Linked DNA regions of Mus musculus: region 1 is linked to region 2. Evidence: chromatin contacts called from ENCODE Hi-C data. All regions are on one chromosome and are shown on one strand. Each heading gives the region's core, a stretch centred on a gene start or an enhancer-like site at or near the end of the contact. The rest is flanking DNA. Distances are from core to core; before and after follow the strand shown. Region 1 holds the start of A430088P11Rik (RIKEN cDNA A430088P11 gene). Region 2 holds the start of Enthd1 (ENTH domain containing 1).

Region 1 (2,700 bases), core at 47-2,546, 140 kb before region 2:
ACCTTGAACCATCCATACTATGAGTTTGGTGTTCAGGGCTAATACCTCCACGCTGCTGATCTGGAGTCCAGGGCAACAGGGAACCCAGGAAAGCAAACATACATTGGTGACCTCACCATGATCACAGGATCCCCATGATTGGAGACATCAAGTGATCTATGTCTTCTGACCAAAAAAGACAGGGACTCTAGAGTCAGATACCAATGACTTAAAGATTCCTGTCACTAGCAGCTAAATGTTGTAGGCAGCTTCAAGCTCTCAAAGCGAAATCAAAGGCAGTCACAGGGATCCTCACAGGAGGGTATGGGGGTAGCAAGGATGAGAGCCACAACTATTTGCCTTACTGCAGGGCTGAAGCAAGTAGTAGCCCTGTTCCTCATTGGTCAGAGCCAGGCCCTGGCCTTCCAGTCCAGCCTCCTGTCTGTCTGCCACTCAGCCATTCTATAGCTAAGTTATAGAAGTGCCTGGGGAGGGCCAGCTGTCCCAGTGTGCAGGGTGGTCACAGTGCCATGGGGTGACCCAGGGAGATAATGGAACAGCATAGGCCCTGAGGTTGGGAGAGCTGCCTTTCTCTAGAGCGCCCCCTTCTCCCCTCTCCAGCCTTTCTACCTCCCTCATAATCCTAGGAAAAGGCCCCGGCAGTTTTCATGGTTGAACCCTGCTCTGAACTCTGGGGAAGGGGAGCTGAGAGGCAGCCCTGACACCCCAGCTAGCCCTGGAGGCAGAGTCCACTTCCTCAGATGCCTGCTGGCTGCTTTTCCCAGGTGGAAGCCACTGTGTTACTTCCTGCCTATTCCTCCATTACACAATAAAGACAATCTCCCCGCTCACACCACCCTCTGTATCACTTCAACTGTGAATTTAATTAAGGTGACACTGCCTCTTGTGAGTTGTAGTAGCAGGCGAGGCACTGGGCAGAGCCTAGGCTAGGCAGGGCTGCTTCAGCCCCTTTGTGAATCCCTATGCCTTTTGAAGGCCACACTGCCCAGGTCTGCTGTCTTTGCTCCACTAGACACTGCCTCACTGGGGCGATAATGAACTCACACCTCAGGACCTACTGCAAAAAAACTGCCTGAGCCCCTCCCTCCTGGGTGTCCCATAGACTCAGGCAGATGACTGCCCAGGGGGAGGTAGAACAGGAAACCAGCAGCCTTGTGTGGTGCTGCTGAGGGCTGCGTCTGTGAAAGTCATTAAATTCTACCACCCTGAGCCCCTTGCTGCAGCAGCAACAGCGGATGCGCAGTTCCCACTTCCTTTCCTCAGCGGCTTTTTCTGTTTGTTTTGGCCCAGCAAGCAGATACCCAGTACATCTCCAGAGGCAGTAGCATTTTGAAGACAGGTAAGCAAAATCAATCTCTGGATCCAGAAATGAGGCAGGAGTGTGCCAAGGGCACAGGGGCACTGATGGAGCCTGTGCCCTGCCAGCTCCTTCCCAGAGAAACTAGTCTTTTTTTTTTTTTTTTTTTTTTTTGGTTTTTCGAGACAGGGTTTCTCTGTATAGCCTTGGCTGTCCTAGAACTCACTTTGTAGACCAGGCCGGCCTCGAACTCAGAAACCCACCTGCCTCTGCCTCCTGAGTGCTGGGATTAAAGGTGTGTGCCACCACTGCCCGGCTGAGAAGCTAGTCTTGAGCAGGACCTGACCCTTTGGTTTACTGGGTTTGGATGGCAGCCTGATGAAATCCCTCAGGGTTCACTGCCATGACTCTGACAGAGAAACAGGCTTGAGGGAAAATCATTTGTGTCCCATCATTCCTTCCATGTTCATTTTACTAGGAGACTGCCAAGGGCAGGCGCCTCAGACCCATGCAGATTAATGTGGAAGAATTACACCAGCCAACCAAAGTATTTCTTTTTATAAAGTATGTCGGCAGGGTAGTGAATGACCCAAAGACGACTTACGGGAGAAAGCCAAGCTACAAGGAGGATTAGTACTGTTGAGGAGTGGTGGTGCACACCTTCAATCCCAGCACTCGGCAAGCAGAGGCAGGTGGATCACTGAGTTCAAGGCCAGCCTGGTCTACAGAGCGAGTTCCAGGACAACACCCTGTCTCAAACAAACCAACCAAACCAAAAAACTAAACCAACCCAAAAGAGGATCTTCATCCTGCAGCCTACGAAGAGATGAGGGGCATGCAAGCTGGCGAGCAGGAGGACTGGGAGTACCACAGCCTGGGGCACATGGATGACAGCCAGCTGGAAGGTGCCTCAGGAGAGGGGTGGTGGCAGCAACACGGAAAGTCACCACAGCACTGCGCTGACAGTAAGTCCCCTCTTTTTATAACTTTTAGGGCGTCACATTCTTTATCTGGAACATTCTTCCTCTGGTGTCCATGTGTCCATCTGAGGCTCTGCTCCAGTGTTCCTTAACCAGTGAGGCATACCCTGGACACCTGTATAGCAGTGACAACACTCCCTGCCTTCAACTGTCCCTAAGGTAATGGCACCACAAGTAAGGGCTTTAGTTCATTCCACTCCCTGCTCAATTTAGAACAGTGCCCCACAGAGCAAATGCTTCGAAACAAGTAGGCAATGGCTAGATATTTGGAGTTCAGACCAGTACAAGCAGCGCTGAGTGAAGCACGCTTACCTAGCACCTTACTGAAAGAGTAACCATGGCCCAAGCAGCCTCAGAGGAACTGGGAGGGCAGCACAGCTGAGCTGGAGGAACGATTCAGCAGCTAAAGACACTGTTGCTCGT
Region 2 (2,700 bases), core at 78-2,577:
TTTATTTCAGACTGCATTGGGTTTAAATCAAAAGGTAGAGGGGCTGAAAGGGTTAATGATCTGGTTTTGTTTTTTGTTTTTTTAAGGTGATAGTTCATTTAACCATGCATCTGAAAATTATGTTTTCCCTTGATACACAGATTAATCAGGCGTGAGCTAGAAGCTGAGGAGGCCAAGGAAACAAAACTAAAAATACCAAACAGTCGTTATGAGTTTGATTTTTTTTTCTTTCTTTTGGATGGGTGCAGCTTTGATAGCAAAATCTGATTATAGTTCATCTAGACTTCGTTGGGTCTGGATGCTCATCAGGGCTTGAAATCAATTTGGCACAGTGCCTTTGTCCCTGTCGGAGGTGAATCACCAGAGAAATTACAAACTAAGTGACTCACCTTCCTGCAGAGTAATGAAAAAGAGGAAGGGAGTTTCATGTAAATCAGAAACTGGTAATTCTCAAGTATCTTGCGAATTCTTAGGGCCGAGTACCGGTTTAAGTTTGAATGCGTTTTTATATTAACCTAAATGCTTCCTCTTCTATGTATGGGGAAGCTGTCAGACTCCTGCTAATCACTCCAGGCCTAAGGGAGTTCCTCACGCCATGTCATTTATAAATAGCACTTTGATACTGTTGAATGTTAAAACCACACCTTTTTTTCCCTGAAAGCGAGTAAAGAAAGTAATCGAAGCTTTCCCTCTAGTTTGCTAGGCTAAGATGCTGCTTTGGATACTGTGTTAGCTGTAATCCACAGGAGGTAGAGTATTTATCTTAACGCCGGCTCTCTAGATAGACCAGAGAGCAGCACCTACTCAGGTTTGATCAGAGTGCTTCATGGTTCTGCAGGGAACAGGGTTCTGGGTACGAGGAGGACCTCACACTCAATTTTCACCACCATTCAAATTATTTCCAGGACACAGTGTGTATAACAACAGCTTTTGTTAAGAAAGAGGTGTCAGAGTGCAAATTCCCCCTGAACTATGAATCTGTCTCCTCTGTGTGTACGTCTTTAAACTCGTACTCCTTGTCAAGGGAGCTGAGCAATATTTTCTGCAGAACCTTTTAGGAGCAGATAGACTACCTATATTCTCTGGATAGCTGAGGTCAGTCTTGTGAGGGATTTTCCCGTGTTTATCCTAAGCACACCTATATAGAGTCCTTTCCTTCCTCAGGCTGGTGATGTGACAGGCTTTCTTGGAAACTAAAATTTTTTTTTTTTTCAGACTAACTTGGTCTCCTGTAGACATTTTTTTTTTTTTTTTTTTTGAGGAACTTACACCACATTTTTTGTACTTTCCTTGCAGGAAATCGATACTTTACCAGGTGGAGATGAATCATTTGTGTTTGAGAGCGGCAGAACTTGGGACGAATCTGTCAGGCGCTCTGTAAACCAGTCACTCCTGACCCATCGCTCTCACCCACCTCCACCCCCTCCTCAGACTCACTGTAGCTATGTCATTCAGGAGGCAAGTGAAGAACTTCGTGAAAAATTACTCAGATGCCGAAAAAAAAGTCAGGGAAGCAACTTCCAATGACCCCTGGGGCCCCTCTAGCTCTCTGATGTTAGCTATCAGTGACATGACTTTCAATGCGGCCTCCCTCTCGGAGATCATGCACATGCTGTGGCAGCGACTCAGCGACCACGGGAAGAACTGGCGCCACGTGTACAAATCCCTCGCCCTGATGGACTACCTCATCAAGAACGGCTCCAGGAAAGTTATTCAGTATTGCAGAGAGGGCGTCTGTAACCTTCAAATGCTAAAGGATTTTCAACACATAGATGAAGCGGGCAAAGACCAAGGTAACAGTTTGTAAAAATTCGACAGTGTGCCTGTAAGGACAGGCGTGTATAGCAGTGTTTTAAATCTTCAACTGGAGCAAGGCGGTTCTCAATTTTTGAGTGCCTTGTGATGTAGCCTAGGCTGTCCTGAGCTTGCCCTCCAGTCCCAACCTCCCTCGCGCTAGGTTGATGTGCACCCTGTTATCACCCTGGGCTTAAAGAGTTGTCCTTAGATGTCCCAGCCACTGTTTTCCTCCGACCGCTGTGGTTCTCATTTCCGTCCTCTGATTGACTGTGGCACTTGGGAGAAGAGTGTGTTTGTTTTCAAAAGAGCACAGAACACACGCAGGTCCTGATCCAGTGACGCCTCACAGAAAAGTAAATACAGCAAATGAAGAGAGGAGACGCTGCCGTTTGTGTGTTGATGTCACTGTAATTCACGAGTATAATTAAGTCGGAATTTAGTCATAAACTAGGGAAGTGTTTCTAGGGACTCTGGAATCTCCGAAGGCTATGGAGATGAGCTCACTTAACTGAAGCACAGAAATTCAGGTCTTAAGATAATTCTGGGTGTAGAAAGGCGATGGCATAGGAAGATGGTATAGAGTATTGAAGTGGATTGGTGCCAAATTTGCAAAGAAAAGAGCCAACATTCCTTTCCTTTGTGTTAGAAATGCAAAGTTATAATTGTGCCTAAAGTGATAGGTTTTAAGTCATAAGAAGAAAATACAGTTCACTCTACTCTCCATGGTTACTGCATTTTAAAATGATAACTTTAAAGAAATGAAAAAATGAGACAAAAATAGTTTCTATGAACCCTTCTCCACCAAAACATCATCTCTCCAGTTTCTAAGATCAGTGAGGTACACTTGCTACAAGTGGCAGCCAGTGTTGACACTACTACTGATGTTCAGTTTAGTTGTATCAT

What was found. A loop is a pair of places that touch in the nucleus more often than their neighbours do.
Region 1: a map of v-Abl transformed pro-B cells shows a loop between it and region 2 (5-fold over the local background). The contact joins the promoter of A430088P11Rik here to the promoter of Enthd1 in region 2. A Hi-C loop is called at or near these places in 3 of 37 maps with a recorded cell type or tissue (T-helper 17 cell and v-Abl transformed pro-B cells).

Annotation. Positions count from the first base shown.
Region 1 is chr15:80,696,206-80,698,905 of GRCm38, reverse strand. A430088P11Rik (RIKEN cDNA A430088P11 gene) reads left to right here and starts at 1,296. Exons shown (of 3, transcript NR_045310.1): 1 at 1,296-1,339; 2 at 1,863-2,262. The region is part of intron 4 of Fam83f (family with sequence similarity 83, member F); the gene reads right to left.
Region 2 is chr15:80,559,097-80,561,796 of GRCm38, reverse strand. Enthd1 (ENTH domain containing 1) reads left to right here and starts at 1,327. Exons shown (of 6, transcript NM_001163189.1): 1 at 1,327-1,793. The coding sequence starts at 1,445.